Linked DNA regions of Mus musculus: all the other regions are linked to region 1. Evidence: chromatin loops called from intact Hi-C (ENCODE). Cell type or tissue: heart. All regions are shown on one strand. Region 1 overlaps Lhfpl3 (lipoma HMGIC fusion partner-like 3). Region 2 overlaps Reln (reelin). Region 3 holds the start of Gm22887 (a small nuclear RNA gene). Region 4 overlaps Lhfpl3 (lipoma HMGIC fusion partner-like 3).

Region 1 (8,000 bases):
GCAGTGGCTTATGCTTTAAGATCAACTATTGGCAAATGGGATCTCATAAAATTGAAAAGTTTCTGTAAGGCAAAAGATACTGACAATAGGACAAAACAGCACCTACAAATTGGGAAAAAAAAACTTTGCCGACTTTACATCCAATAGAAGGCTAATAATATCTGATATATACCAAGAGTTCAAGAACTTAAATTCCTGAGAACTAAATAACCCCATTAAAACATAGGGTACAGAGCTAAATAGAGAATTCTCAATCAAGGAATCTCGAATGGCTAAGAAGCACCTAAAGAAATGTTCAACATCTTAGTCATCAGAGAAATGCAAATCAAAACAACCTTGAGATTCTACCTCACATCAGCCAGAATGGCTAAGATCAAACCTTAGGTGACAGCAGATGTGGAGAAAGAGGAATACTACTACATTGCTGGTGGGATTGCAAGATGGTACAACCATTCTGGAAATCAGTCTGGTGGTTCCTCAGAAAATTGGAAATAGTTCTACTTGACGACCCAGCTATACCACTTCTGGGCATATACCCAAAGATGCTCCAACATATAACAAGGACAAATGTTCCACTATGTTTATAGCAGCCTTATTTGTAATAAGCAGAAGTTGGAAACAACCCAGATATCCCTCAACTGAGGATACAGAAAATGTGGTACATTTACACAATGGAGTACTACGCAGATATTAAAAACAATTACTTCATGGAATTTGCAGGCAAATGGATGGAACTAGATAATATCATCCTGAGTGAGGTGTCACAAAAGAACACACATGGTATGTACTCACTGATAAATGGATATTAGCTCAAAAGCTTGAATGGAATACCCACAATAAAACTCACAGACCATATGAAGCTCAAGAAGAAGAAGACGACCAAAGTGTGGATTCTTCACTCCTATTTAGAAGAGGGAACAAAATACTTACAGGAAGTAGAGGGAGGGAGGAATCTTGGAGGGTAAGAGGAGAGAGAAGATAAAAGGGGGGGGCAGGATCAGGTGTGGGAGGAGGGGGTGAGGGTCAAAGGGTCAGGAAATTGAATGGAGATGTGTAGCAGTGGGGGGTGGGGAACCAGGGGTAGACACTAGAAAGTACAAGATGCCAGGGAAACAAAAGTCTCCCAGGACCAAACAGGAATGACATTAGCCAAATATTCAACACAGGGGAGATAGAACCTGTAGAGAACATATCCAGTGGATAGGCACAGTCCCTGGTTGAGGGATAGGGCCACCCACTTATCTAAAAAAATTTAACCCAGAATTGTTCCCGTCTAAAGAAAATACAGATTCTGAGTGGAGCAGAGACTGAAGGAAAAGCCATCCAGAGACTGCCCCACCTAGGGATCCATCCCATCTGCAGTCACCAAACCCAGACACTATGGCTGATGCCAAGAAGTGTTTACTGACAGGAGCCTGGTAGAGTGGTCCCCCCCCCCCCCGGCCCCCGTCCCAGGCTCTGCCAGAGCCTGACCAATACAGAGGTGGATACTCATAGTCAAACATCAAACTGAACATGGGAACCCCAAGGGAAGAGTTAGGGGAAGGACTGAAGGGGCTGAAGGGGATTGCCACCCCATAGGAAGAACACCAATATCAACCAACCAGACCCTCCCAGAGCTCCCAGGGACTAAACCACTAACCAAAGAGGACACATGGAGGGACCCATGGCTCCAGCTGCAGATGTAGCAGAGGATGGCCTTGTCTGGCATCAATGGGAGGAGAGGCCCTTGGTCTGTGGAGGCCTGATACATAGGGGGATGCTAGGGTGGTGAGGTGGGAGTGGGTGGGTGGATGGATGGGGGGCGAGCACCCTCATAGATGCGGGGGGATGGTGGGTGGGATGAACGCAGTGATCTCAGCACTCAGTAAGAGGTGGATGAGGGGAGGTTTCCAGCTGGGTGTGTGAGAGCGCTCATTTCCCAGGACTATAGGGAGGGACCTTGATGGAAGGGAAAAAAGCCAGAGAAAGTCACAGAAGCAAGGAAAGGGGGAGGGGGGGAGGGAAGTGGGGAAAGCAGACAAGGGAAACAGGGAGAGAGGGAAGCAGACAAGGGAAATAGGGAGAGAGGGAAGGAAGTGGACACAGGAGAGAAGAAGAGAGATCAGAGGTGGTGGTGGGCGAGCTTTTCATTGCTGCTCAGCTGAGGAGTAGAGGCTGGCCTCTCCTCCCCATTCTGGGATTAAAGGTGTGTACCTCCATACTGGGATTGTCATGTGCTGGGGATGGAACCCAGGGCTTCATGCATGCTAGCCAAGCACTCTAACAACTGAGGCACATCGCAGCCCAGAACTTCAAAGTCTAAAAACTATTTTTTTTCCCCAGTGGTGTTACAATGACTCTACTTTTGGGCCCTTCTGGAAAGTGCCTGTAGATGTGGGAGAAGAAGCAGCAAAGGCAGCCACACGTGGGTGTCTGTGTTCTGGGTTATGCAGGACAATTGAAAGAAAGAGCTACTGCAGGATGGATTTAGCCTTCTCAGCAACAGGGAGCAGCCGCCTCTGAAGGACTGAACATTGATAGCTTCCTAGGAGCTCCTTCAGCAAGTCAATTTCCACACAGCAAAACTCCTTATCTGATCTGAGAGTTGTCTTGACAGACACATATGCAGTTCTTCCCGGTAAGCTAGACTTCCTGGTTTGCCAAGCGTGTTTCTGGACTAAGTAATGCAAAGGCTCTGAGAATCCTTCAAAAGGATTAACCCTGCAAAGTCTCAGCTAACAATCACTGATAAAAGGCCACTTCAAAGCTGAGGTGCCATCCCTCCAGGTTCCTGCCAGATGCAAGGGTTCTGCTACAACTCTGCTACACATGGGGCCAGACCTCCAGCCTATGACGTTTCTCAGTATCTCTCAGGAGAGACAGACTCTCTGGGAGCTGGGATCTGTCTGGAAATCCCAGGCTTGCTTGCCCAGCAGTGCACATCTTTTAAAAAATGATATATCATTATTATTAAAATTTTACCTCAGAGACACATGTCACTGTGATTTCCCCTACAGGGGTTGCAAGGGTTAATTTTTCAAAGGGAAAACCTGGATACTTAACAGATTCTTTCAGGCCTGGTAAGAAGTTAAAATAATGTTCATTTCCAACTTCAGAGAGAAGGCTAACCACTGAGGAGAAAGCTCCTTTTCTCCAGAGTAAAGTTTGCTAAATGGAAGCTTGTGGGTTTCCTTCTTGTCCGAAACTTACAATTTTCCCGCTGCTCTCTGCTGAGCTGCTATGTGTCTGTAGGGGTGGAGCCAGAAACCACTTTTGAAATAAATAGAGAGTTGCAATCTTCTGCCTTGGACATTTGCAAATCATTGCGTGGCAGTGGATCTCAAAATCAGAGGCCTCAACTGTCAGTAGGCCAGCATTTGGGACCTACTGCTAGAGTGTTTAATTCCTAGATCCGAAGCTCAATAATTTACATTTCAGACAAGCTTCCAGATGAGAGTGTCACTCTTCTGGAGGCTGCATTTGGAAAACAATTAAAACAATTAAGTTTTCTGTCAGTCAGGGACAACCTACTTACTCTTCCCGGGAAGTCCCCAGGACCAGCGCCTGTCAGTGTGGAAGGGCAAGAGTGGGCCCTGTATTGGCGCCCAGGCACCAGGCGACCTCAGGACTCTCTAGCATGCTGACACCCACGTTCTATGGGCTGCCTCTTTTGAATCTTGAAGGCTCAGTTTGTTTTCAGGCCTCCCCTAAAAAGACGGAAAAAAAAAAAAAAAAAGAACTGGACGAATCTAGAGCCTTCCATAGGTTCTGGAATTTTTCTGGAGTAACTGTAAATGCGAAATTGGGCAGATTTCCCTGTGGCATGGATTAACTTTAGAGGATCCATTTCTGAAACGAGGCTGCATAGTCACATGGTGAAAACTCACCAAGCCCTTTCATCTGGCTGACATTTCAGTGGTCTCAGCCCTCAGCCGCAGTGCCCCCTTTCTTCCATCTAGGAAGAATTTCAGGCTGAGCCAGTGGTTCTCACAGGAGCTCATCTTTCCTCCTTCCCCCCACCCCCCATTCCTTTTTTTTTTTTTTTTTTTTAACCCACCTTTCCTCACCTGCAGTTCTCAGTTTCTCCACTTGAGGTCTCACTAGGACAGCGATTTTCTTAGTCCTCGGCTGTTTAGGACGGATTTGGAACAAGCCTTGGGGGTGGCTGGGCAGGGGCGGTGGGTGTGGGGGTGAGGGATGGGTGTGTGGTGGGGGAGAAGCCATCTCTGCCTAACTCATAGCTGGCTTGATTGATTTGTTCAGGGAGCTCTCTGGTTAAAGAAGGATTAAGCAAGGAGTCGTCCTCAGTGGGACGAATGGCCTTGCAAGGCTTCCTGAAGGGGCCATTTTCCTTTTTCGGACAGTGTCACAGCTGTCCTATGTGGAGAACTAGTAACGCTAGGACATTGATTGTGGCTAAGAAAAGACTGGTAGATCATTTCTCCAAGTTCTAGTCGCTATCCTCTCCACGTAACAGGGTGTGTCTGTCAGTCTTCAGGGACAGGGCAGCTTTAAAAGTCACTGCACACTTCCCTGACGGATGGATCGCTCCTCTGCCTCTGCTTGGCTAAAACTGTGGAGCTGAAATCCATCATGGCAATGCTTTCCTGGCTCACAGTTTTTTGTTTTGCTGTATTTACCCAGTGGCCTCTGAACCTAAGATGTACACACCAAATTAACTCTGTGACAGTCCATGTCTGGTCTGCTCCTCCCAGTCCCAGTCACTGTGCGACTCATGGAAGGTTCCTGCAGACTATTTTGGAAAAAAAAATTACATTTAAAGCTCAACATGGGGGCTGCAGAGATGCTCAGTGGTCAAGAGCACTGCCTACTTTTCTAATTCCCAGCAACCACATGGCAGCTCACAACTGTCTGTGACTCTAGCTCCAGGGGATCTGACACCCTCCCACAGACAGGTAGTCAAAACACCAAATGCACATAACATAAAAATAAATAAATTAAATAAAAAACTCAAATGGGCCAGAATGCTAAATTCAGTTATGATTCTTTGTCCTCTACAAAAGTTTGCCCAAAGGTGCCGTGCATTTGCTATGGAAAAAGACAGCCCATGAGAAGGACCATGCATATTTAGCCAACATCTGGATTTCATAATTGTGTGCACATGAAGGCAGAATTGAGGTGGATACTGACATGTGTGTTTCTATGATTGCCTGTTTGGCTTTTAGATTATTTTCTGTTGCAGGGTTTCTGGTCTCTTTAAGAACACACTATAGGGGAACTGGAGAGATGTCTCATCGATCATAGAGATGTCTCACTGCTCCTCCAGAGGTCCTGAGTTCAGTTCCCAGCAACCACAGGGTGCCTCACAACCATCTGCAGTGGGATCTGATGCCCTCCTCTGGTGTGTCTGAAGATGTGTGTACTTACATACATAAATCAAATAAATAAATAAATCTTAAAAAAACATCCTGGAAAAGAGAGACGGTGGCGTTCACCTGCCGGGTTCCAGCGCTCAGCTAATGAGCAGCCTCCTGGGAAACGGACGCCAGCCTATCTGGGCATTTCCTGAAATGTTTCCGTACTGCATGAAGAAATCAGATGCTTCGACTTGAAACGTGCGTGTCTATGTGAGTTTGAAGGACCAGGTAAAGCAGGTTTTTTACTTGTACTTTTCCTTCTTGGGCCTTGCTGTTCTTTCGTTAGTAACTGAACACTAGTTTGTTTCCTCCCCGCCCCCTGGCAGTCCTGACTTTTTTGCACAGCCTGACTTTCCGATAACTTCCTGTGGAAAATGCAGGTGGAGGCGGACTCTCAACAAGCCCAATGAGCAAGTTAATGTTAATTAAGCAATTAATGAGCAAACTTGGCCCAAGGACTTCTTGCAGTCAGCTGGTCCCTACATCAATCCATGGTGTAGGGAGCCATATTACCTTTCTCCAGCTTACGGCAAAGCTGGAGTCCTTTCTGGGGATGCAGACTCACTCACTTTAATTTCTACCAAGTTGTGCTGGAACTCTGTATATGAAGTCTGTCCCAAGAGAAGGGAGCTCTGATGCCCACCACTCTCGATAGGATGCTTTGGGGAAAGATGGGGATGGGAGTTTAACCTGTTTCCTCTTGAGGCTACTGTCTCTCGTAAGGTCTCAGTCATCGTCTATAAATTAAGGGGTTTGAAACAAAAGATCCATCACTAATAACTTTTGGCTTTCTGCATGTCTAAATGGTGGTCTGGGGGTCTCAACACTGCATATTTTGAGTCCCAAACACTGGGCAGTGTTTCGTCAGCTGTTATGAGAACATCTTCATTTTAAAATTTTTATTATTCAGAAGATACAACTCAACAACTTCAAGACACACTAACACTTCAGCGAAATTGAGGACATGAGGAAGTTTCAAGCTTCAGACTGTAGTACGGTGTGTGCACACATGTGGGTGTGAAGACATGTGGGTGTGCACACATGTGGGTGTGAAGACATGTGGGTGTGCACACATGTGGGTGTGAAGACATGTGGGTGTGCACACATGTGGGTGCGCAGGTGTGTGGTGGGGAACAGACGATAAGACAGGATTAAACTTTATTTTATTTGGTCCTGGAAATTGAGCTTGGGCTTACTCATGCCAGGCAAGCACTTTATCACAGGACTGTATCTCCAACTCCCAAACTGTATTTTAAATGTCCCAGATATACTCTTGTCAGGCCCAAATATCTCCTCCCATCAAATTTCTTATTCTGGAAATTCAATTTGCCCTATATTAAATAGCCTCAGAGTGAAAATATGATTTGTATAGAATCAAGCCACACCAAAAGGAATAGCATGAGTGTGTGTGTGTGCATGCCTGCTTCAGCTCATATCTAGCTTAAAGCCCGTTGTTCTTTCTCTTTCATACGGTTTTATCCTCCACATATGTATGTTTGTCCATCATATATGTATGTACAGAGAGGAGAAAGTAAATAAACAAAAAAATCTCTCATCCCTGTCCATAGCTCCTGTAACCTGGTGTGATCAAGACCTATGGAGAATGACAGGACAGGAGTCCATTTAAGAGCCCCAGCCCCAGAGAACACCGAACGTGTCTGGTACTGGGTGAAGGTCATAGCCTGAGTAGAACAGCCTTTGTAGTTCTCCACCTTGGAGTAGTCAGTTGCAGTTTAGCGTCAGCAAGTGCCTAGAATTCTGAAAGCTGACAACCCCCCAGCTTATTGCCTGAAAATAATAACTCATTGCGTTCTCCAGAACTCCCAGGTCGCTGAGAAGATACCAGGCAGACAGTTGTGTGTTCTCTGGTTCTTACCCTGTGCCGGATTTTGTGTGTAGGTAAAGCACAGGTATTAAGTCAGGAACAAAGACATAGAATCTATGACTTAAAAAGACAGTTCATGCGGCCCAAGTGCCAAGCGCTGGAAGCGGGAACCAGAGAACAGCAGAGCAAACATGCGGGAGTGGACGGCCCGAAGCACACAAAATAGAGCTGTACCCACAAGCAGTCATGCTCACACTTACATGGTGAGGTCTCATACTACCTTAGTTTGCTTTAAGCATTTCCATCATCTGAGAGTGTGGGAGGGAAAAACAGAATAGTTAAAGGTAAAGTAAATCGCCAAACAGCTCAGCCCTACTGCCTCAGAGACGAAAGGCAGAATTCCATTCACGCTGTGCAGGGACACCCGTTTGAGAGCTTTGTAGCCAGCGAAGGCTCAGTTCCGAGAACCAGGCTGGCTGGGCTCATTCCTTGACCCTGCAACTTGCTAGCTGTTTGACCCTGGATGGACAATTATCTTGTCTTTTTGTACCTTTGTTTTCTTATCTGTTAATGGGTCTCACAGTAGCACTTACCTCATGAGCACATGGTGAGGATGCTACTGAGCAGCACAGAGAAAGCACTCAGGACAGTCCTAGTCAGTACCCAACATTCTCCAAGTGTTCAAAACAATGACATCAATGTTAGTGGTGTGTTTGTCTTCCCTAAGGAACACAGCTGAGACTAGAGGAAAAAGAAATCACTGAAATCCAAAGACTTGGAGAATTTTAGTTGTTCTGTAAGAAAACTAACTCAGG
Region 2 (8,000 bases), 1.2 Mb after region 1:
GGCTACAACCTCATGAGGATAGCTCACCTTTGAGGACAGCTGCATCAACAGATTTCAACTATTTCATGTTTCTTTCCTTCCCAAACAATTTATGATTCAGGACAGAACTTACCTTCCTCATATTTTGTCTACTGCTCTTCAGGCAAGACCTGGTACCTAGGGGCCACACCCAGTGCTCTCTCGATCCTTCTCAAGCTCTTCTTATGCCAGCAACTTTGATGACACTAATTTACTTGTGTTCAAACCCAATGTTGAATCACCAGTGTTGAGACCAGAAGCAGGTATCAGTTGCTAGGTACAATGTGAAGATATACAAGCAATTGCCCAGGCGTGAAGCCTCACTCCATTTGATACTCCCAACTCAGATGGTCCCAGTGATTTTTCTTTGTTTTCTCACAAGTAGCAGTGCTGATAGGCATCCCATCTGGTTACTGAGAAGTCTCAGAATGAGAATCGAAGAGCTTTAAAGCGAGATTGGAAGGAATGAGGCAGCCATGAGCAGCAGTGGAGCTGTCTGTACAGGCTCTCCCCTTCCGTTGTCAATGCCAAATAGCCAGAGTCCCTTTATGTGTCCCAACAAAAATCATTGTATTTGATGGCCTCAAAAGACTGACAAATAATTTTTTGGAACAAAGGAGTCCAGAGGGAGCAGTGGGGAACTAAGAGAGCATTATGGCCAGTAAACACGATCAAAATAGAAAATGTCATATTCATACATGAAATTGTCAAATCATAAATGATTTTTTTCAAATGGCCTCTCTAAAGATAAGCATAAAATTAACATAATGGAAGGGTGAAAATTAACTAAAGAATAATCTTGGGTTATTACTAAAAGAGCATGGGATAGGAAAATACACAAAAATCTATGATATATCTAACATCAAAGGAATTCTTAGAAAAATTTGTAAGGCCATTGTAACTATTTCCTCCTGGATGTTAAACTATTCATGCTGAAGAAGAAATCAGGCAGGTTTGAGAAGCAGGCATGACACTCAGAGGCATAATAGTTTGTCTGAGCCCTTCTGCATTCCTTTGTTTGGTGAGATGTGGCTGTAAGAACAGACCTGTTTCTCCCAACAGCAAGACCAGATTCCGATGGATCCAAGAGAGCAGCTCTCAGAAGAATGTGCCCCCGTTTGGCTTAGATGGGGTGTACATATCTGAGCCTTGTCCCAGTTACTGCAGTGGCCATGGAGACTGCATCTCGGGGGTGTGTTTTTGTGACCTGGGGTACACAGGTAAGATCCCTGGTTTATCATTCTCAGTGTTGAAGAATTGTAGAACTTGGGCATTCAGGCACTTGAGCTGCTAGATGCCCTGTGGTCTCGAGCTACCTAAAAAGAAAACCTGCTAAGTCTCACGCCCTAGAGCGAATGTGTTTGTTATTTGAAAGCAATCATACTGACCATTGCGTCAGTCCTAGATCAGGTCAAACATTACAGTAAACACTTTTGTTTTTAATCTCATTTGATTCTAAGAATGAATAACTGTACCACAGCACTGTTGACCCTGTTTACATTTGAGGAAACTGAGGCAGAGAATGGATTTTTGTTTTTAAACAATTCTTGGGTCACGTAGCTCAGCATTGCTAGAAATGGACCCTGCCTCTGCTCATACAATCATGCAGTCTCAGAAACCCAAACCAAGGTCTTAACGGCATGTGTGCAGGGTCTCCCTGAGCTCTTGAGAATGAATATATACTTGAAATATGCTTTTCTCCATTTAAAATTAAACTGCAACATAAAATTCTAAGCCTAAAACTATCAAAAATAAAGAGCTTTATATAAGAGAAGTTGTTTTTGCAACATTCACCTTTGGGTGTTACCATAGCAAAAGTTTCAAGAGAGCCGAGATTAAAGCATAAAATTGGAGAAAATATCTTAAGCTACAAAATCTTTTTCTAAAGTTTTTCTGGCAGCAGCATCAAAAGGCTCCTTCTCAGCTTGTCAGTACTTGGGCCTTCATCTGGCAAGCAACCAAAGACAGACTGGCTCGCTCTTGCAAGCCTCTGTGTGTAACAGAGTTTCAAGGACAGCATTTTAAAATTCTGTATTGCCCTTCCTTACAAGACTCTTATAGAAAGACAGTGAATGGGCGGCTTCAATGTGGGCAAGATCTCTGCTCCCACAAACCCTCTAGGTAGGAACAACCGTGGACGTCCATCATTACCAGCATCAGGCTTCATTTGATGGTAAATAAGTTACAAAGGCTGGAAGATGGCTCAGAGCTCATGCTGCCCTTGCAGGGAGCTGAGTATAGTTCCTAGCGCCCACGTCAGTGGCTTACAACCCTATGTGTGTCCAGCTCGTGGGGGTTCTGATACCTCCAGCTTCCACAGGCTCCTATATTCATTTGTACAGATGTACATACATGCAGAGAAACACACATACATATGGTTTGTAAAAATTAAAAGTCCTTTTTAAAAGTTAGAAATTGAAAGAAAAAAAATGGCGAATCTCGTTGATTTGTTTGTTTTGTTGCTTTGTGACGGCGTCTCATGCAGCCCAAGCCGACTTTGACCTTAGAAGGTGTCCAAGGATAGCCTTGAACTTCAGATCTCCTTTTGTCTGTCTCTCAAGTGCTGGGATTTCTGGTATACACCACACTCCTGACACCAATGTTTATGTTAGTAATAGTGGCTGTCTTTAGGCAGACGGTTGCATAATAAAGGCTCTTCCTTGCCCACACGTCAAGTATATCTTGAATACTTAGTGATTCCAAGGAAACTTGTACATGTATGCTTCTCTCCCCTGCAGCTGCACAAGGAACCTGTGTGTCAAACACCCCTAACCACAGTGAGATGTTCGACAGGTTTGAGGGGAAGCTAAGCCCACTGTGGTACAAAATCACCGGGGGTCAGGTTGGCACGGGCTGTGGCACCCTCAATGACGGCAGGTCCCTCTACTTTAATGGCCTTGGGAAAAGGGAAGCCAGGACAGTCCCACTGGACACCAGGAATATCAGGCAAGTTGTCGTCGATTCGAGCATTTCTTTTGAATATAGTGGACTATTGTTATGGGATATCTTGTGTAGTATTTCTACCTGTGGATTACAGTATGTAAAATATGAAGCTTAACGTAAGCTGCATGATAAAATAGATGGGCAATGTGAACAGATGACACTAGAGTTTGATATTAGCATACACTTGTTGCCCAGGCCTCTATGTCTAATATATATAATTTTTCACCTTAGTTTTCAAAAGCTCTGCATTATCTTATGAGTTCTGTAAACTCATATATTCTTAATGTAAACTGATGGGGCAAATGTATTTCCAACTTGGGATTTGATGTCTGAAACGATTCCTCCATGAACTTGGGCAAGCCATTTGTGGTCATTTACTGAAAAGTGGCCTCCATAAACATGAGATGCTTACCCTGCCACCTACTGGTAGAACCGAGAACTGTTTGGCTCTAAGGTCAAGTGACATAGTAGTAGCACACCTAAAAGGAAACTGCTTTTTTACATCAATTAAATTACGTGGAAATTAGAAGGAAAGAAACGAGGAAAAATGAATAAATTTTAGGCAAAGTCTTTACTAAACCTGCAGTGTTGCCTTTCATATTTTCCTGTCTTGTCTGTCCACGTCCCCTCAGCATCCTGTCTTCAAAGCTCTGCCTGCCCAGCAGGATCACGGCTGAGGCACAGTTTACACTGGGTGCCAGCTCCCTGGAAGTCAGTGTCAGATGGGCTGGCTGCCCTTCAAGGGGCTTCAGCTTCTCAGCTTCATTGTTCCCCTCACCTTGAGTTTCCAAGGTTACATTATCTGGACATTTTGTAATTGATCATGAAATTACATCAGCTATCACGATAAAATAGGGTTCACCTGTTTTCTTTAGATCTTTATACAGAATGAGGTTGTTGTTCACATCACTTAACATGTTAAATGTTTGCCAGCATGACTTACTATTATCTTTATTATATCTGGCGTTAAAAGTGGTACTTGAGAATGACAGGAATTTTTATTTTTATTTTGTTTGTAACTAAACTGAAGTTTGTGTGTTTGTTTGGTTCTCGCAGACTTGTTCAGTTTTATATACAAATTGGAAGTAAAACATCAGGGATTACGTGCATCAAACCACGGGCTAGAAATGAGGGTAAGCTGAAGTGTGTCTTAAATTTTTGTAACTTAGTTTTTGCGGTTTATATGTTGACGAGGTGCCTATGCATGTGTGTCTGTGTGCCATGTGTGTACTGGTGCTTGTGGAAGCCAGCTCCCTTAGAACTGAAGTTACAGATGGTTGTGATCCACCATGTGGTTGCTGGGTATTGAACCCAGATCCTCTGGAAGAGCAGCCAGTGCTCTTAACTGCTGGGCCATCTCTCCAGCCCCAGGCTACTGTCTTTCTATAGAAGTTATAGCAACTTTAGCTAATTAGCCTTTGTTTTCCTCCCAAAGTCTGATGTGGATTTTACAAACTGCTACTTCCATTTCCTTAGATCATACCTGCCCTCCGTTCTGTGTTCTGCTTCAATAGAAAAAGTGGCTGTGCAGACCCCCACTCCAATAGCTTCTCGAGTTTCCTAAGCCTGAAATCCATGACTGCCCTGGGTCCAGACAGAAACAAATGACAATTGTTTTAGTGAGTTCTACTTCTCTATAGCTCCCAAAGAGAGGGGGAAACAGTAGGAGAGATTTTTGTATTCAGTGTGAAGACTGAACTTGTTTGTACAGAAAATTTTTGAATTTTATATTAAACTATGCTTCTGCTCTTGGACATTCTGGAGGGGACAGAATCCTTGTTCTTTTCTGAGTACCTATTTGCCATAGATACTACTGTCCTGGAACTGTTTATGAGGAGTGGAGAGGGAGGCAGAGTGGCCCAGGAACTTACACATGCATAGAGATAGAAAGTAGACAAACCAGGATTTGAACCACCAACTCCAGGATGTATGCCCTTGGCATCATATGACTGATCCTCCCTTTTCCTGACCTAAACTCTACTCTTACTCAGTCCTTTTGGTTCCCACTTTTCTCTTAAAGAAATCCAACAGCAGCCTTGAAATATAAGTGGCTCCAGCATTCATGTGGGTATGCTAGGAGTCCTTCAGGAGCCCTGTATATGGCTGGTTCTAAGCACAGAATCTAGACTTCTCCGATGGTTCTGGCACCGAGCTATATCATCTTAAAACAGCATTGGCTTTTAAATCATCAGTAACAAACTTAGATGTAAACAAACATCTAAGTTTGTTACTGTGTCAGGCTGTGGCTATATATGATGCCCTGGACCAAACAGAACCCGCTAGTCAGCAGACTGTGGAGAGCCCTGCTTAACACTAATCTTCTCTGTGCCATCCCTGTCTGAAGGTTTCAATGATTTCCTGTGACTGTCTTAATGTTTTTACTCTAATTATGCAAATCATGCTTTTGCTGAGGAAGCAGTCTAGAAACTTTAATAGGCCATGTTGTATTCCTTCATGTCCTTTACAGATGTGTATGCAGTCTGGTTTTTTTTATTAGATATTTTCTTTATATACATTTCAAATGCTATCCCGAAAGTTCCCTATATCCTCCCTCCACCCTGTTCCCCTACCCACCCACTCCTGCTTCTTGGCCCTGGCGTTCCCCTGTACTGGGGCATATAAAGTTTGCAATACCAAGGGGCCTCTCTTCCCAGTGATGGCCGACTAGGCCATCTTTTTATGCAGTCTGTTTTAAGTCTGATATGTTGTGGGTACTGCAGATAAAATATCACCACAATGTTACCACCTATGCAACAGTCACAATGAGCTAGGTTATGCTGCAGTAACAAATAACCCTTTAAAACAAAATAAAAATACAATGTTTTCTTTATTGTGCTACATTTTCTTCATGGATTATCTGATGTGCTCATTCCAAAATGCTGAGTATCTGCTGAGTGCTGTCAGCCATGTAACAGAGAGAAAGAACCCCAGGTGTAGGCTGAGAAACAGACCACAAAAATGGCCACCCAACAGCCAGGTCTAGTTAAAACAAAAAATCCCTCGGGGAGTAAACTATGACAAAAAGTAATGAAGAAGATGCGAGATTTGGAGAGAACTACAGAAGCGAACTGTTGAAATGGAAAGCAAGGCACATAGGGACCGTGACTTTGATAGTGCAGTCTGGCTGCCATCGAAGCAAGCAAATGACAGCTGATAAGTTTAATCCAACGGAAGTTGAGTGTTGCAAAAATTCCATATTTGTACCCCTGTTTGTATATAAGATTTAAAAAGGCTTTGTGAGTAACATATACTTATCATTGGCATAAAACATAGTCTGTACTTGCTACAGATGCCCTTTGCACTGTGGGGCTAGTTCTCCTTAGGCTCCCTTTAGGAACAAGCAGTTTGTTCTCAGCTAGCCCTGAGCCATTTCCTTAGACTTGGTGTTATCCATAATTCACATCCCATAGGCATTTCTCACCCTCTCCCTGAAGCCTGGCTGTTAGCATGTAAATCTGGCTAAATCCTTGAGCAAATCTCTCCCAGGGATGAAAGTGAAGACTCTTTACTTACTCAAGCTGAAGCATCAATTTACATATTTGGAATTAAAGTCAAAATTAGGCTGTCTTCAATAAGAGTAGGCAGAATGCAGATGGAGTCATAGTTTAAAAAGAGAAATAAATGCCTTACATGCTTTAAACATTCAGTAGAAGTGCTAAAATGACTTGGCTTATTCAAATGTACAATGTGTTAGATGACACAGTTAATGAGGCTTAGCAACTGGCATAGACTGTGGATATTGCTGCTCTCCTCCTGACGTTCCTCCACTCACGTGCTGGTCTGGGAGGCCCTCCCTCATCCCAGTTCAGGATTAAAGTTTCATCTCTGTAGACCTCATTGCTGCATGCATTTCTCCTGAGAAAGCTATTGAGGGGGTAAGGCAAAAGCAAGCTGCAAATGGAAGACACGCCTCCTGAGCATGCCTCTCATGTTCTGATGACCGCCTCAGATCTTTCAGAATCTGCATTTGCTAACATGCAAATTCTGATTTAGGGGGATTGGGATGGTATACTGCATAACAAGTTTTCATAAATCAAGTGCCTGAAAGTAACAAATGTGTGTTGCCTTCTCCAGCAAGGCAGGAGAAGACACTGCTCAGCTGATGGGCTCTAGGTCAGGGTCTCTCATGAGGGCTTCAGTCAAGGCAATGGACACATGGGACAGATGTTGGGGAACTCTGCTGAGGGATGGGTGATCTGTTTGAAGAGCAGGCCAGAGGCTTTGTCCAGATCTCTCCATCCTTCCAGACCTGCCCACAGACTGTTAGAACATCTTACACATGTGTCTACTTCCTCATAGCCACAGAGCCAGAAGGAGGAAGACCCAAAGCCTTTCCTTTTTCCTTTTTGTACTGCTAAAAGGGCTCACACATTGTTTAGTGAGCCCTGAACTACTGAGCTCCACTCCAGGCTAAATGCGATGCCTTTTTGTTGTTCTTGTGGGTTGTTTGTTTTTCGAGACAACATTTCTCTGTGTAGCCCCAGCTGTCCTGGAACTCACTCTGTAGACCAGGCTGGCCTCGAACTCAGAAATCCGCCTGCCTCTGCCCCCCGAGTGCTGAGATTAAAGGCATGTGCCACCACTGCCCGGCTCAGTGTGATGCTTTTAATGGCCAAATTTCAAAAGCCACATGGCTCCTACCATATTCTGTTCATTAGAAGTAAGTTACTTAAACCCCTCTGAACTCAGAGGAGAAAGATTTAGTCTCCACTTTTTTTTTTAAAGATGTATTTATTTATGTACAAGAAGGCTCTATGTGTATGTATGCCTGTATGACAGAAGAGGGCATCAGAGCCCCCTTATAAATGGTTGTGGTCCACCATGTGGGTGCTGGGAATTGAACTCAGGACCTCTAGAAGAGTGGCCATTGCTCTTAACTGCTGAGCCATCTCTCCAGCCCTGAGTTCCTAAGGAGAGAAGCATCAATGAAGTTGTGAACATACTAAAACTACTGCAGATAGAGCACCTTTTCAGATGGTGCAGATGATCTGTATTTCCATGATGTTTCATTTGGAAAACTTCAGTCCCCCTTCTACAGT
Region 3 (8,000 bases), 690 kb after region 1:
GTCCTATATGAACTCATACAATCATGAAGCTTTAATCACCCATGAAACTAATGTGACTTTTTGGGACAAGTTTGAAGAAATTTGAGTATTATCATTAAATTTTTAAATGTATGATACTGTGGCTGGTTATATTTTTTTTAAAAGACCTATGGCCTCATTAGTCAGTCTTAATAGTCATTAATGTGACCAAACTCATCACCATTTTGCTCTTATATATTGTGATGTTATCCATAAGTGTTTACCACGTAGGTCTGTGTTTTAGGAAAATGTTACAACACAAGCATTATAACACTGAACAAAACTCAGTCTTTGAGTTTTCCAGCAGTTTAAACATTACATTGTATGTGTAGCTGTAAAGTTTTATCAGGAAAATTTCTGCGATGAATTTTAGAATATATTTCTGTCTTCCTTGGGCAATAAAGACTTGCAGGGTTTTAGGTGGGGTTTTTTGTTTTGTTTTGTGTTGTTTTTAAAGTGGGGAATGAAGTCAGAACTTTATACTGTGTGTTGGGTAGAGCAATTAGAGAACAGCCTTTAAACACAGCAGTGGCATGTTTTCTCTTTGACTATTTAGATTAAATTATGCTATTAGTAATCTAGGTTTTTTACCTTAATCTGTTTAAAATATTTTTACAAACAATAGCCGTTTGGAAGTAAATTCAAATTTACTCTTAAAAAGTTACAACTTTTCTTTGTAGCATGGAAAAATTTAAAAAGTCTTACAATGTGTTGTACTTTATGAAGTAGATTATGAACTGGTTTTCAAATAGCTGTCTCTCTCTAAAGGTTCTGGATAAAGCTGAGTATCTAAGAGACATGGAAGCAAATCTTTTGCCTGGGCTCCTTAGGCTGCAAGAATTGGTGAGTAGTGAGTGAGAGTGACTTTCCCTTGGCATAGACCAGGTCTGTCCCTACCCAGTATGTTATAGTCTCGGGTTTCTCTATCATGATCACAGTTCGGTTACCCATAGTAATATTAATTTATGACTTGATAGACTTATTAAATTATTTTAGCTTTTCATTTTCAATTATAAAGTAATTCTTATCTGTTAAAGAATTTTAAGCGTTCACTCATTAGTGAGAGAGGGCTAGACATTGGATTCTACAATAATTCTTAAATATCTTTTCATTTACATCTACCATGTCATGCTGTGCTTTTTCTGATCATCTGGATTTCTGTCCACTAGCCATACAGTGTCACCATGCAACTCTCCACTTTACTGTGTGTTATCATCGAATAGTTTTAAAGCAGCTGTAATTGCCATGTAATGCAGAAAGAGCAGGAAGATTTAATAAGCACGTGCATCAGATTAGAGAGTAGTTATCATAGGGGAAAAGCACAAACATTTGAATAATTTGATAAAATTGATGAGAGAATTCAGTCTTTACCAGTGTTCATGTAGGAATGTTAGATTCATAATAGTTATGCTTATTTCCTGTTGAAATTTTATTCACCAACAGCAGAGAGCTAGCTAAGCAGACAAGTACTGTTTGCTCTTTTTACTTAAGAGTAATTTAAATTTTGTGGTTGCTTTAAATGTTTAGTTTGGTTTTATTATCAGTGGTTTGAACATAGTGTTTTGAACATACTTCCTAGCTGTATGCTTTTTGTATTAAAGTGTTAAGTATAACATTGTAGTAAGAACCAGGGCAGTCTTCCCCTTTGAAAGTTGCATACAGTATTAAAACAGGAGAAACTGCTTGTTCTAGTTCCTGTTCTGTTGTTGTGATAGAACAGTAACCTTGGGGAGAAAGGGGTTTTAAGCCTTACAGTTCCACAAGACATCCTGTCCCTCATGGGGTGGGAGAGCACGGCAGCAGGAGTGTGAGGCCAGCCTGGCAGTTGGGAAGCCAAGTTGTTCCATCCCTATACAGGAAGGAAGGGGAGAGAGAAAGAAAGAAATGGAAAGTGGGGCCTTAAGGCTTAACCAGTGGCATATTTCCTTACTGCCTTCTGTAAGGCCCTGCCCCTAAAGGCTCCGCACCTTCCCAACTGAAGGCCAGTTGTTCATATACATGAGCCTATTAGAGATAATTCTGATTCAAATGATTGCAATGCTGAAAGTTTGAGGGACTCCCAGGTGCCACTGAAATCATTGTCTCCCAAGAGACAGTGGTTTTCTCGTGGTTCACAGTTGTGTTCTCTCGAGGTTCACCTATAGTAAAGAATTGGGGAGGAAGAAGGTTCACCTATATAGTAGAGAGTTGGGGAGGAGGGTAGGGTGGGGAGCACTCTAGGGGGTAGGTGTGAGGTCAGTACTGTATTGAGGTACCTGCCTGTGCTTGGTCCTCCTTTCATTTTGTTAGTTTTTGTGGCTGTGTGGGGTTTTAAATGGCTGCTCTCATTGTCTCTCATTCTTGTCATAGTCTTTCCTGTTGTTTTCTCCTTATACCTAGTAATCGTGTTCAGGTGACCTTGGCAGTATTAGGCCTTTTACTTGTGTCTTAGTTTTAACTATAGAAACTATTTGGAAAAAAATTTAAGGTTAACTTAGTAAACACTTCCTGTTTTTTACATTAAGTATCTAAGTCAAAGGAAATTTAAGTTGTAATAAAACCCATTGTATACTGGAAGATTTTTAAGATGAACAGTTGGAAATATTACCAGTTTAAAATCATTGATCTTTGTTCTTGTCAACTTCTATACGTGTTTAACTAATTTTATAAAATGCCTTTTACCTAGCAAGAAGGCTCAGTGTTAGGAGTTCTTGCCCCCAAGCCTGGTGACCCAAGTTCTTTGCCTGAAACCAACATGCTCATGGAGACCCAACTCCACAGGTTGTCCTCTGATCTCCACAGCCATGTGTGATAGTCAAGTGGTGCTATATACGTGAGCACACTAAATAAATACAAATAAATCTGTTGGTTTTCCACGAGCTTTATCATCAAGAATGTGGATAGAGCATACTTTGTAAGTCTAAATAAATTCAGAATTAATTTTTAAAAAAATCAGTGAATTTCTAAAAAGAAAGTGTTTTGAAAGTCCTTTCTTTGGGGGCTGGTGTATAGCTCAGTAGTAGAACCTTGGCATTGTATTTATGAGAAATAGAGTCTTTCCTGAGAGGGTTCTCTGCCGGTGTCCAGGCAGGAAAGCTAATCCTGTGAAGACATGAAAATGAGCCCCAGTGCCTTCACCAACTAGGTCAGACTCTAATGAAGTCCAAAGTCGGGCAGCTCATTCTTAGAATATTTAATACAGAGTACAATTTGGGGAAAGGCTTCCAGGTAATAGTAAGTCCAGTCAGTCTAGTTTCATGTGCACAATAAAGCTTAAGGTGTGACTACATAGAAACTCTTTTGCAAAGTATACGTGACCATGAGGGTGGGTTCTATAGCTTAAAGGCCTAGAATATAGTATTGGTCTCTGACCAATAGCATAGAGTCAGGAGGCCATCAAGTACACATGGCATCTCCCCTAAGGATGGGTAATGGTCTAGGGAGGGAAGAATCTGGGATAAATATTCTGAGGAAATAGGGTGAGGTCTTGCCTCTATAACAAAAGAAACAGAAAGCTTTAATATTTCTTAATAATAACTTATGTGCTCACTTCGGCAGCACACATACTGAGGTTGGAACAATACAGAGAAGATTAGCATGGCCCCTGCACAAGGATGAAGTGCAAATTTGTGAAGCATTCCATATTTTTTCACAGTCATCCACAAGGTCCCTAACGAAGGAGCTAGAGAAAGGACCCAAGGAGTTGAAGGAGTTTACAGTTCCATAGGAGGAACAACAATATGAACTAGCCAGTACCCCCAGAGCTCCCAGGGACTAAACCACCAAAGAGTACACATGGTGGGACTCATGGCTCCAGCTGCATATGCAGCAGAGGATGGCCAAGTTAGACATCAGTGGGAGGAGAGGGCCCTGGGTCTGTGAAGGCTCTATGCCCCAGTGTAGGGGAATGCCAGGGCCAGGAAGCGGGAGTGGGTGGGCTGGTAAGCAGGGGGAGAGGGAAGGTATGGGGGTTTTCGGAGGGGAAACCAGGAAAGGGGATAATATTTTAAATTTAAATAAACTATCTAATAAAAATATAATATGAAGTTATACAATATGGCAGATCTACTTTGATCCAACTCCATGTTTCCTTTTCTCTGAGTTGCTGTAACTGTTTTAATAATGGAAAGTGCTAAATTTTCTTTTTCTGTTGTCAATTGATTGAAAGCCTATGATTTTTAAAAATTCTCATAGAAAGATTTTGTCTTAATTTTTCCAACAGATGTGTTTCTTAATATCTACAAAATAAGTTCTGTATGACTGCTCTAGTGTTCATGAATAACTAAAATGTTGATTAACCTACAGTTTAATGGAAATTCTAAGCAATTATGTATGAAAATTTACAAATGGTTGAGCTCTCTGATTAGGTTTTCTAAATACAGTTTATTAATATGCAAATAATTTGTTACATATATTAAGCTTTGCTGAATTTAGTTGAAGATAAATCCAAAGGGAATTACTGCCCTGGGATTGTTAAATACTAAGTTACTTTTCTTCCTGTTTATTTATAGACTGACAGAAATGTGACTGTTATCTTTCTCAGTGAGATTATTTGGGAAAAATTTCGTCCAAATACTGGATGCTTTGAGCCATTTGTCTTATATTTCCCTGACTATAGCATAGGTAAGTTTCAATTGTTTGAGCAAATAATCCTTGTTAAGATTTTTATTCAAAATGTTAAGCTACAGAATGTTAGATTGAAATATCATCAACTGTTGCTGTCAGTCTCAAATAAAATGCTTCTATTTCTGCATTTTACAACTGTGAAGGGAGCAATTCTCATAGTTACTAAATGAGCAGGTCTTATGTGTTTATTAATAGTATACTTTTAACAGCATATATATATACATATATAATACACATATATGTATATGTGTATATATATATATATACACACACATACATACATACATACATACATGCATAATTAACTGTTTTATTTAGAGGAACTCAAAATAGATAAAGACCATATTTTTAATAGCTTCTCATCCATAAAAATCACACACACACACAAAAGAAAAATGGGAGAAGAATAGTAAAGAGGTTTAGATCAAAGGATACAATATTGTAGAGTCTGGGGTTTTTTTGTTTTTGTTTTTTTTTTTAAGATGTAAACATACATACATACATGCATACACACACACACACACACACACACACACACACACACACACACACTGATGATAACATCCACACAAATAAGAATCACACTAGACTGGTAACATACATTGAGGAGAATTGGGGAGAAATCTTTGTCATATACTTGAATTAAGTCCCATGGTGACTGTTTCTTGATTCTATATATTTATTTGTCATTGCTGTAACTATTACTCTAACAAATACTAGTTCTCTTGTCTATTTTAGGTGGGTATATTTAATCTTAAATTTTATGGTTTAATAATTTTTCTCTTTGGAAGAACATGGTACTTCACGGTCCTTCTATATTGTTTAATAGTCTTGTAGATTATTGAATTTTGAGCTATCACTATACAGAGAAGATCCCTCCAATTTAAAGACTATAACTGTGAAGCATAAGGTGGTGTAGCAGGCTGGGAGGAAACAGCATCCCATGACCTCGGCCTTGTTAACACTGCCCCGCTCGTCTAATGAGCTATAAGCATTCGTTGCTGAGAACAACACATTGTTGCCTGTTTTCACAAGAACAGAAGCCAAGTAACACCTCCTGGTTTAGCTAATTAACTGTTTTTTATTTAGAGGAACTCAAAATAGATAAAGACCTTATTTTTAATAGTTCTCATCCATAAAAATCACACACACACACAAAAGAAAAATGGGAGAAGAATAGGAAAGAGGTTTAGATCAAAGGATACAATATTGTAGAGTCTGGGGTTTTTTTGTTTTTTGTTTTAAGATGTAAAACATGGTTGAAATTTCAGGACAAAATTAACTAGCAATCTTTGTAGTGTTGCAGTGTAGAAATAAGATTAGATTTGGTTTAGTTACTATCAGCATAAGGTAAGGCCTGCCTGCTCTGTAACAATTTGAAATTTTCAGTGACATAATTTCCTACCTCACTCGCTATGTGTTCCACCCATATTCTCTGTTTCCTTCATTATTATATGGCCCTTGGTTCTGCTTACTAGGAGCCTGTAATAATCTTTTGGTTTTAATGAAATATAAATATGAGAAAGAAAATAGCTTTCATCATCTATTCTGTCTAGTGTGTTTTTGTTAGTCTAGATACATAAATGTAGTTTCATCTAAATCAGTGGTTCTCAGCCTTCCTAATGCTATCTATAATACACCTCATGTTGTGACCCCCACCATAAAATTCATTGCTCCTTCATAACTGTAATTTTGTCACTGTTATGAATTGTAAGGTGTCCTGTGTTTTCTGATGGGCTTAGGCTACCCCTGTGAAAGGATTTTCAACCTGCAAAGGGGTCACAACCCACAGGTTGAGAACCACTGATCTAAGCGGACTTAGTCATTATTGCTCCGTACACTTGACCTCATTCACAGCTTTCATTTTCCCTGGGACTGTATTAGTTGTTGTAGGCCATGTGAGCCTGTCCCACTGCAGTTTATTTAAACTAAAAGTCCTTGACTTGACTTTTTTTTTTTTTTTTTTTTAAAGATTTATTTATTTATTATATGTAAGTACACTATGTAGTTGTCTTCAGACACTCCAGAAGAGGGAGTCAGATCTCGTGATCGGATGGTTGTGAGCCACCATGTGGTTGCTGGGATTTGAACTCCTGACCTTCGGAAGAGCAGTCGGGTGCTCTTACCCACTGAGCCATCTCACCAGCCCCTGACTTGACTTTTTTTGGCGTAGTTTTTTTTCTGTCTTTAAATTCATCTTTTGTTTGTTTTTGTTTTGTTTTTCCCTGAAGTTAATCTTGCCCTCCTTTGGAATTTTTCATCATAGAGCCCCTTTCTCTGTACCATTGAACATATAAACATATTTATAATAATAATCTAACCTGTTACTTTTCCATTTTGGTTTTCTTTCTGTTAACTCTCCCTCCCCCTCCCCGAGTATTAAGCTCCATCTAGCTACCTTTTTAAAAAATTAATTATAGATATTGTGATTTGAACATTCTTAGGCTATATTTCATATGTTTTGGGAGAAAGGATCTAGAATAATTTTTATTCCAGGGCTAATTTTCTAAGACCTAGCACCTTTGGAATCTCACTGAGTGCCTCATATTCATCATGGTTTGTGCATTCTGACTAAAAGTAACATGAAGAATTAACCCATGTGAGCTGGGTGTTGTCTAACCTTTAGTTCTCAATAATTGTTTGTTCCCACTTCCTTCTGATCCACAGAAATTGTTCTTACTTGGCCATATGATGTTTCCATCGCTTTAGGATGGCTCTATGTCCTTGAATACACTGCCTGCAAATCCAGCTGTCTTAACTCCACACCATCATTATTCTCCTCAGCTCAGACAGACTACTGAGCTCCTTCAGGCTCACCCGATTGAGCCAGATATAGTGGTGCACTATTCTGATCCCAACACTGTGGAGGCAGACACAGACTAATCTCTGAATTCAAAGCCAGTCTGGTCTATATAGAGAGTTTTAAGACAGCCAAGGCTACACAAAGAGACCCTAGGGTGAAGAAGGAAGGGAGGGAGGGAGAAAGGGAGGGGGGAAGGAGGGAGGAAGGGAAGGAAGGAACGCAAACTGGGTTGATGGTGGGACTCACCTGTTTTATTATTCCAGGGCTAATTTTAGCTTTTTCTGGTACCACAGCCTTTTATTGCTTTTTGTTTGATGTTTGAGTATATTCATTTACAGTTAATTGTTCATTACAGAAAAGTTCTGTCTATGTTAGGGTGGCTTTTTCTGTGATAGGTCATGCCTTAAAAGCAAAATTATAGGACACTCAGGCCAATCAAAATGTTTTTCTCTTCATGTGCTATGTAGTAGTTCAGCTTTTGTTAGGCATGATTTTTTTTTTCATAACTTTGAGTAATCCCAGGCTATTAGATCAGACATGCCTTGGGTGCTTTAGGCCTTAGTTATTGTGTATG
Region 4 (8,000 bases), 260 kb after region 1:
GCACCTCTCACAGGAGCATCTGCTCCAGGGGAAGGTCAGAGAGTCCTTCTTAACACTCATCTCTCAGCACTCATTTCTCAACTCTTTTCAGCTTAAAATATTCAGTGTGTCAAGGAGCAACACACCTTAAATCTCATCAAATGCTGTTCCAGGACAAGAACTTGGCTTAAAGCAGAAGCACATGATGTAACTGATGGCCTTACATGATCACATATGTATCGTCATGTCTCCCTGATAGGGCTCTTCAGTCCTTTGCAGGCGAGAGGACATTGTTTTCCTGGCTTGACAGCGCTTTCTTCACTATTCTAAATCTCTCAGGAGGACACAGTCATGTGGAAATTTTTCCTCACCTTACACTCACATAAATTGCCCATTACTGGTCACAATCTATTCAGGGTAGAGAGTCGATTTTCACTACTAAAAAATTATCATTCAGAAATGTACTAAGAAAAATTTCTGGCACAGTCAAAGTGGTATAAAAACCCTTAATTTAAATTTTTTATAGTTTGTCTTTCAACAGGAGCTTAATAACACAGCAGGCAACATTAGCTTCTAGGGCAGGGGGACTAGATAATTCAATTTGCAATTACCGGACAGAGGGAAATCCATTGAATAGGTTAAAACATTTGAGAACCTTGATGGAAAACAAATTACATGTGGTCTTAGAGTAAAACACAATGGCCCTAAGTCTCTGTGCACAGCAGAAGGAGGCTTCCTTTCCTCTCATAGCAAGATAACTCTGAGTAGAAGCTAGAGCTTTCAATGTCAAAAGGAGGTTAAGAAAAAAACGACTTTGCGTGACTTCAGGAAAAGTGGTAGGAAGTGATTAGCACAAGGTGACTGAGCTATGAGACAAGATGCAGAGTATGTGGGGTGTGAAGGCAGCCCGCAGCCAAGGAGATGGTCAGGCAGGCCACCACAGTGGATAGGGTCAGGCATGTGTGCACATGGACAGACAGCCTACCGCAGAGGAGAGGGTCAGGGAGGAGATGCAATCTGGGATATAAGAGTGGGAATTCCAGTATGACTTCATAATTCTTCATATTTCCATATTAGGGAAGCTGAAACTGAGGTACATGGAACTCCAAAGATTCTATCAGTGGTATGTTGGAAATAAAAATAATTTCTGGGTTCTGTGGGTATTTTGTCAGCTGAAACAAACTCAGAAAAATTTAATTTGTATAAGCAGTTCTTTCACTAAGTGCAAAGAAACCTTGAACTGTTACATTTATTTTCATTGCTATTTCTGGGCTGCGGGAGCTACTAATTGCTCCTGGAGAATATTAGTCAGGTGCTCATGACTCGTGGCTCTGAACTCTTTAAATCCCGGCATGAAGGAGGTTTCCAAAGCAGGAATCTGATCGTAACTCTGCCCCCACCTTCCTTTGCCACCCTAGTCTGACTTAGGCAAACGTAACCTCCTATGACAGAGATCACCACAAGCTGCTATGATGAGGGAGTCATTTTCCTTAACTGCATCCCTGTGACTGTGCCAGGGTGCAAGCTAGGTGCTCAGAAACTTTTGTTGAATGACAGAAGCCACAATCTTATTAAACAAATTAGACAAGTTGCTGCCATTGCTCTTGGTTGTCAACCATAATTCAGACCCTATTGCTGAACACAGCACACATTTTGGTTGTAGGATACAGAGAAATAAATTTTGAATATTGGTCCCTGCCAACTCGCTTTTATAGTGCTGGAAGGTTCTATACAAGCTATTGGTGGGAGTCCATCAGTACTGTCAATTCAACAATACGATCAATACAACCAACTCAACACTGGACCCTGTGTGTCATAGTACTCACTTGTCATGCGTGATGTGTCCACTGGTACATCAGTGGTAGAACTGTTTATGGTAGCAATCAGCTGCTCTCTTGATTAGAATAGAGGCTTACTCCACAGCAGGGAATCCATGCTGCACACTGGAAACATGGCCAGAAACTGTGGCTAGGGAATTAAGGCCCAATGGGAGAACCTATTGATATTGCTTTTTAAAATGGTCATGATGTCAAATTGCCTTTTAAATATTTATGTTTACACCCATAGATTTGTGCTGATCTCAATCTTGGTCAGATAAACTTCTAATTGCAGGAGGTAGTGGTTAACACAGAGACACATTGTTGGTCAAAGTTCTGAGAACAAGCCGCTGTGAGTGCTTGGCTGTAGATGGGACTTGATATGCACTTCCTGCCTGCTGGGCTCAGGAAACATCATGAAAGATGGGGCAGAAAGGATGGAAGAGCTGATGGGTGGGGAAGAATACTGTAAAATGTGTCCTCTGACACAGCACAGATGTAGCACACAGTTAAGCTGTAGTTAGCAACATAAGACCTGCACAAGATCAAGTCAGTTACATTTTTCAGAGTGCATAGGGGGAGGGGCTGCCAAGGCTGTACCGTTAGCTGAGGGACAGTTGATGGCAGCTTGGGAGGGATAGAAATCTCTTTAGGAGTGTAGCTCTGGAAGGTTCTCCATGACTCACTGGATGACCCAATGCCCATACAAATATGGAAAGGACTGATTGGAATCAGTCATAAATACATAAATAAATAAATAAATAAATAAATAAATAAATAAATAAATAAATAAATGTTAAAGGAGGACTTGAGTTTATACGATGTCCTGGGTGGGTGGGGGGGGAGTAAGGTGAGATATGATTAAAATACATTTATGTATGTATGGAAATTTCAAAAAGAGTAAGTAAAATAAATGTTTCAAGGAGAAGTTGGCAAACTTAAGGGAATATAACCTACATTTATGGGCTTTCCAGACCAAGTGCTCCAAAAGTGACCTCTTTCTCCAGGACAGAACTTCTGGATTTTTATTTTCAGAGATTTTTAGTAGTGAAGAACCTTGAACTGAGTCAGCATAGCAATACATATACATATACATCATATATGTGTATATATACATACATACATCACACACACACACACACACACACACACACACACACACACATATAATTCCAGCTTAGAGAGACATGCCCTATAGGGAAACCTGTTCTTGATCCTGGCTGAGGACCATACTACAGAACCAATAGGATAGTGTATATATATATTTAAAATAACCTCAAGAAAAAGGAATGTTCAAGCCATGAGTTCTTGCTTCTTCCATGATGCGATCTGATGCAGTACATTGAAAGTATCTTCCTCTTTCATCTCTGATTAGTTCCTCCCTCCAGGAGGGAAGCCCTGTGTGTTGCCTAAGTCAACAGCTGCCCAGAGACAGACATTGGAGTCTTTCTTCATGGTTAGAGCTCGAGTATTCTTTGACATCAGTTAAAATAGAATTGGTACTAGAACAAAAAAGGCTTAAGCTCTTCTTGTTCCATCACAGGGAGTTAAAAATCACAGACCAAATTTAGGCCCAGAAATGAGGGACTTGGGAGAAAATGAGAAAGGAGGTGGGGTCAGAGAATAAGGGGTGAAGAGGGAGAAAATGAGAAAGGAGGTGGGGTCAGAGAATAAGGGGTAGAAGAGGCTGGCCTGTTAGACTGTGGGGCCCTTGCTGACACCTTGTCACTGGTAACTGAGAGTAGGTCTTTGAAAACAACATAAAAATAAGTCTAACTTTCTGTCAGTTTCAACCAAATTCGCCTTCCTACTGTCTGCACCCCAGCTGCTCAGCTACTCCACCTCCTGGGCAGAGCTGGAAGCCGGCATAACCAGCATGACTACTCTGGCCTTTCAGTTACTAATCTTGTGAGATCACAAGTGACCAGAAGTTTGCAGAGAAGTTCCTCCCCGTCAGTGCCTTCCCCACTATCTCCAGTCATTTTCGTTATTCTTCTGCCTCACTTGGAGTCTCTGACTCACTCGACGTGGAGGGACACTGGATCCAATCCCATGCAACTTACTGTTTCCTGTCCTCCAACGGTCTTTTCAAGTGTTCCTATATCTAATTAATCTTCACATAACTATTTTAGATTCAGGGGCTTTTGGGGATCATGTTCAGTTCTTTGTACCCCTTGTCACGTTGCCCAACATCTAGAGCTGTGTTTTCTCTGCCCATCCTCACTGCCTCTCTGTCTTAAACCATCACTCTCTTTTGACCCATTTCCCTCTAGTTTTCTTCTAGCTATCATTCTTCATCTTTTACCTTTATACCAAATTCATATCCACCTCTGCGTCCATCTAGACATGCAGATTCTGCCCGCTGCTTTTTGGGTTGTACTTGTTCTCTGACCAAGCCTACAAACAATGCCTTGACATTGCCTGACACGATTTAATGGATCCTCTTCTGTTCTTCCAAACATTGAACCTCCCCATAGGACTTGCATGGTAAGCAACTGGTAATGATGCTTCCATTCCCCAACTGCCTCCCTGCCTTTCTTACTGAACAGTCTCCTGGCGCTTCGCCATATACCTCTGGTTGTCCTGGAACCCACTGTTTAGCCCAGGCTAGCCACAGCTTGCAATGATGTTCTTAAATCTGCCTCCAGTGTGCTGGGATGAAAACTTACCCCACCTTGGTAAACCTTCCTTTTCCATTGCTTTTCCTCCTTCCCTTCCTGCTTCCCTCCCTTCCTCCTCCCACTCTTTGGATTTTATTTTATTTGTTCTTCAAATGTGGGCAGTTCCCAGGCCTTTGGTCTTACTCTAAGTCTTTGGAATCATTCTGGCAATCTTACTCAAGTATTATCAAGCATTACTTAACTTGTCTGCACTTCTAATTGAGGCCAAACTTCTGTGTTTGAGTGTCCCCTGCTTTCAGACCCAGCAAACTCATTATCCTTCTTGTAAAGCTCCTTTAATGCCCGGCACATCAATCTTCACACTAGATGCATGAGATGTCTAGTGAAAATTTGGCTCCTGCCTCTTTCTCATATACTACAAGGCCAGTTAATCACAAAGGTTTCCTTGATTTTTATGTACTTCTCAATTATCTTTCTCCCTAGTCCAGTTCAGACTTGTATAACATTTTTAGTTATTATTTGTAGGTGGTATCCACAGCCTCCTCACTTATCTTCTAACTTACAGCTTTGCAAACTACAACACACTCTCCATTCTTTAGAGAACATGCTTTGCATAGACCACAGTCTGACATACCCCCCCCCCATCCTCTAACTCCCCAGGGATGACCTCCCACTCCTCCTAACATTGTCTCCTTCCAAACATGGAACCATTTGAAATTTTACATATGCTCTTGCCTAGTCCTTGCATCCAGGCCTTTGGATATTTTTTTCCATAACTTGTTTCCTGCCTAGTTATTTCTTAATTTTTTAATGATTGACTTCTCTTAGGAAATTTTTCTTGAGATTTAGTCATGTTCCCTCCCATTTCTCTTAACATCCCCAAACAAGAATTGCGCTTTTCCTGGTGCATAGTATCTTTGTTATCTGTTTAATACAGGCATCACAGTTTCCTGCTTAATAATTATCTTCCTTTTCATATTATTTTATAATATGAATAATATATATGCATATAGACCATGCTATACTGCTTGGTCTGTGAGCTCTGGGAGTCCACCTGTCTGTCCCCTTCCTGCTTAGTGCTGGAGTTACAGAGGCATGCTGCCAAGCCTGGCTCTCACAAGGGTGCTGGCAATGTAAACCCAGATCCTCAGGCTTCCGTAGAAAACACTTTATTGATCTGAGCTCCACCCCCCCCATCCTCTCTAACCCTCCCTCTCTTTCGAATTATATGAATATGTGTGTCTGAATGTGAGTTTGTGCATACACGTGCAGTGCCTATGGGAGCCAGGAAAGAGTGTCAGATACCCTGGAGCTGGAGTAAAAATTGTGAACTGCCCTCTGTGGGTGCTGGAAACCAAACTTGGGTCCTCTGCAAAAATAATACATGTTCTTAACTGTTGAACTGGACTCTCTCAAGTCCACTATATGTCTCTTTCTCTAAGGAAAGAATAGAATATCTGTAGAATTGCAGTGCCTGGTTTATATTTGGTTTTCAATAAAAATCTACCCAGCATATAAATCAAAGGAAGATCGGCTGCATTGCTTGCCATGCAGGAAAGATGAGACTATCTGGGTTCTTCGGATTTTGAAGTATTTTATGATAATGAGATTCATTGGAAAAACCCGAGGAAGGTAAAAACAGAACCTCTGGGGAAAGATTCTTTGTGGACAAGGAGCCCATGTGGGACTGGCAGGAAGTTTAATACATTTGGAAAGATCTCAGGGAGCCATGGCAGACAGGACATGGCTTTAGAGATTTTGGAACTAATCCTTTTCTTTTAAAAACCCAAGGCCAAGATGTAAATATATAAGAATGCTAATTGAAGGCACAAAGTCTGTGAAATAGCGTCCGCTGTGGCAAAACAACACCGCCACCAATAGAATAAAGAATAAATAGGAAAACCTGTACTCACTATGTACTCAGGTGGGCAAGTCTATCCTTTATTAATCACCTCCAGTGGCTGGGAGGGGTGATAAGGATGTAGAATCACCTATATCCACCATTAATTCTCTCTCCAAACCATTTAAAATGAACTGAGTGAATACAAACATGTTTGCAACCGCAACTATAAGACAAATTCCTTAATTGCTCTTCCCAAAGGATTGCTCCCTTCAGTGCCTTCTACACAGATGTCCTGAATACAGGAACACAGGCCTTTCAGGAAATCAGCAGGGGGTATGGTGGAGGCTCAATTCAGTAACACTACGCTTGAGAGGCAAGTTTGTGGCCAGTTTGGTCTACGTAGTGAGAATGATCTCAGAGCTTTATAGTCAGACCTTGTCTCAAACAAACAAACAAACAAACAAACAAACAAACCACTATTTGGCAAAGGGGAGAAGAGAGGAAACTTTCCTCTCCCTCCTTGAAGAATGCAGAAAGGAACCCACTCTGCAGCCTGCCTGTGTCGATTCCCTTCAAGCTCTTTCTTAGGCCTTGTCAGTGGAAAGTGCTCACTCACTTTTCACACATTAAAAACAAGCTTATTTGTTAATAATGTATAAAACTTGCACATTACACTTGCAGTAAAATTTTTGGTTGGAATAATTTAGCTAGTCATATTCAATTCTGTCATTACATCTTTTAAATAAGCTTCAAATTTCCCTTTGACATTCATTCTTTCTGGAGTAACTAGACTTTGTGCAAACACTCAAAGAGAATCCGTGAGAGCCAGGGAGAGGGAGAAGTGGACCACGGAATGAGCAATATTTGAAAGCTTGGAATCTTGATATCTAGTCTTGGTTCACTGGGTAATCAGGGTAGATGCAGTCGCTCTGAGCTCAGCTTTCTGATTTACTAGTCTGAGAGAAGTGGCTCTCTTTAAGGTTCCCTCAAATTTTCAAATGTAAAGAATTGTTAACTTGCAAAGTATTTCCGACCTCTATTTACTTATTTATATGGATCCTAGGATTGAATGGAGAACTTGTGTCTGTGAGACAAGTACTCTGTTGCTGAACTGCAGCCCTAGAGCTCTTCCTCTATTTCAGTTTGGAGACCGGCTCTTGCTAGGTTGCCCAGGCAGCCCTGCAGTTTGTAGTCCTATTGCTCTACCTTCCCCAGTGGTTGAGGTTACAGGTGCACAGTGGCAGGACCAACATTAACATCTTACTGTAAAGAGAAGTCTCCTGTTATAGGTGCTGCATTTCCACTCCGAGAGAAATACATGGCTGATTTATTAATGCAGCAGGCATTTGTGAGATTATTTATACACCAAAATAGTGACTATTTTCTTGTGAAATTCTCAAAGGTTATTTTATGATCACAACCCCAGTACCATTTCTCACCCCTCCTTTGTGTGTGGAGTGTGCTGCTTTCTGGTAGGCTTCCCACCGTCCCTTTCCTTTAACCCCAGGTCTGCCTTTCTTGCTTTAAAAAACGTGTAAAACATGTGACAAAACCTTAAGAATGTTGCAAGACATGGAGGGAAAAAAAAACACTTTATCCCTTAAGTAAAATAAAATTTATGATGTCAAAAAGATGTATTATCATATACTATTTCAGAGTATTTAGGTGTGTGCCCACTTGTCAGGGAAAAGAAAGGATTTTGACACACTGTGTGCTCGTCGCTCTCAAGTTCTTCCAAGA

Evidence for each region. Peaks named below come from ENCODE experiments on the same cell type or tissue, not always from the same donor. Only the 100,000 strongest peaks of a DNase experiment are listed, where the experiment ranks them.
Region 2: a loop joins it to region 1, with 4 times the contacts of the local background. A loop is called at or near these places in 2 of 42 quality-filtered maps.
Region 3: it touches region 1 in a loop (2.6-fold over the local background); 2 of 42 quality-filtered maps call a loop at or near these places.
Region 4: it touches region 1 in a loop (11-fold over the local background); 7 of 42 quality-filtered maps call a loop at or near these places.

What each region holds. Positions count from the first base shown.
Region 1 is chr5:23,221,358-23,229,357 of GRCm38, reverse strand. All of the region lies in intron 2 of Lhfpl3 (lipoma HMGIC fusion partner-like 3), which reads right to left. Among named protein-coding and RNA genes, the nearest start is that of Gm17434, 89 kb to the left of the region's middle. In heart, CTCF peaks have their summits at 3,850 and 4,072; no DNase peak of the experiment used is centred here; H3K4me3 peaks cover 570 bases; H3K27ac peaks cover 480 bases.
Region 2 is chr5:21,981,891-21,989,890 of GRCm38, reverse strand. It overlaps Reln (reelin), which reads left to right. Exons shown (of 65, transcript NM_011261.2): 29 at 1,081-1,238; 30 at 2,757-2,964; 31 at 4,018-4,094. Among named protein-coding and RNA genes, the nearest start is that of Slc26a5, 120 kb to the right of the region's middle. In heart, a CTCF peak has its summit at 3,400 (motif pointing left); no DNase peak of the experiment used is centred here.
Region 3 is chr5:22,530,383-22,538,382 of GRCm38, reverse strand. It overlaps Orc5 (origin recognition complex, subunit 5), which reads left to right. Exons shown (of 14, transcript NM_011959.3): 4 at 787-861; 5 at 4,509-4,620. Gm22887 (a small nuclear RNA gene) reads left to right here and starts at 3,540; the gene lies at 3,540-3,646. In heart, no CTCF peak of the experiment used is centred here; no DNase peak of the experiment used is centred here.
Region 4 is chr5:22,959,139-22,967,138 of GRCm38, reverse strand. The region is part of intron 1 of Lhfpl3 (lipoma HMGIC fusion partner-like 3); the gene reads right to left. Among named protein-coding and RNA genes, the nearest start is that of A930003O13Rik, 220 kb to the right of the region's middle. In heart, a CTCF peak has its summit at 3,637; no DNase peak of the experiment used is centred here.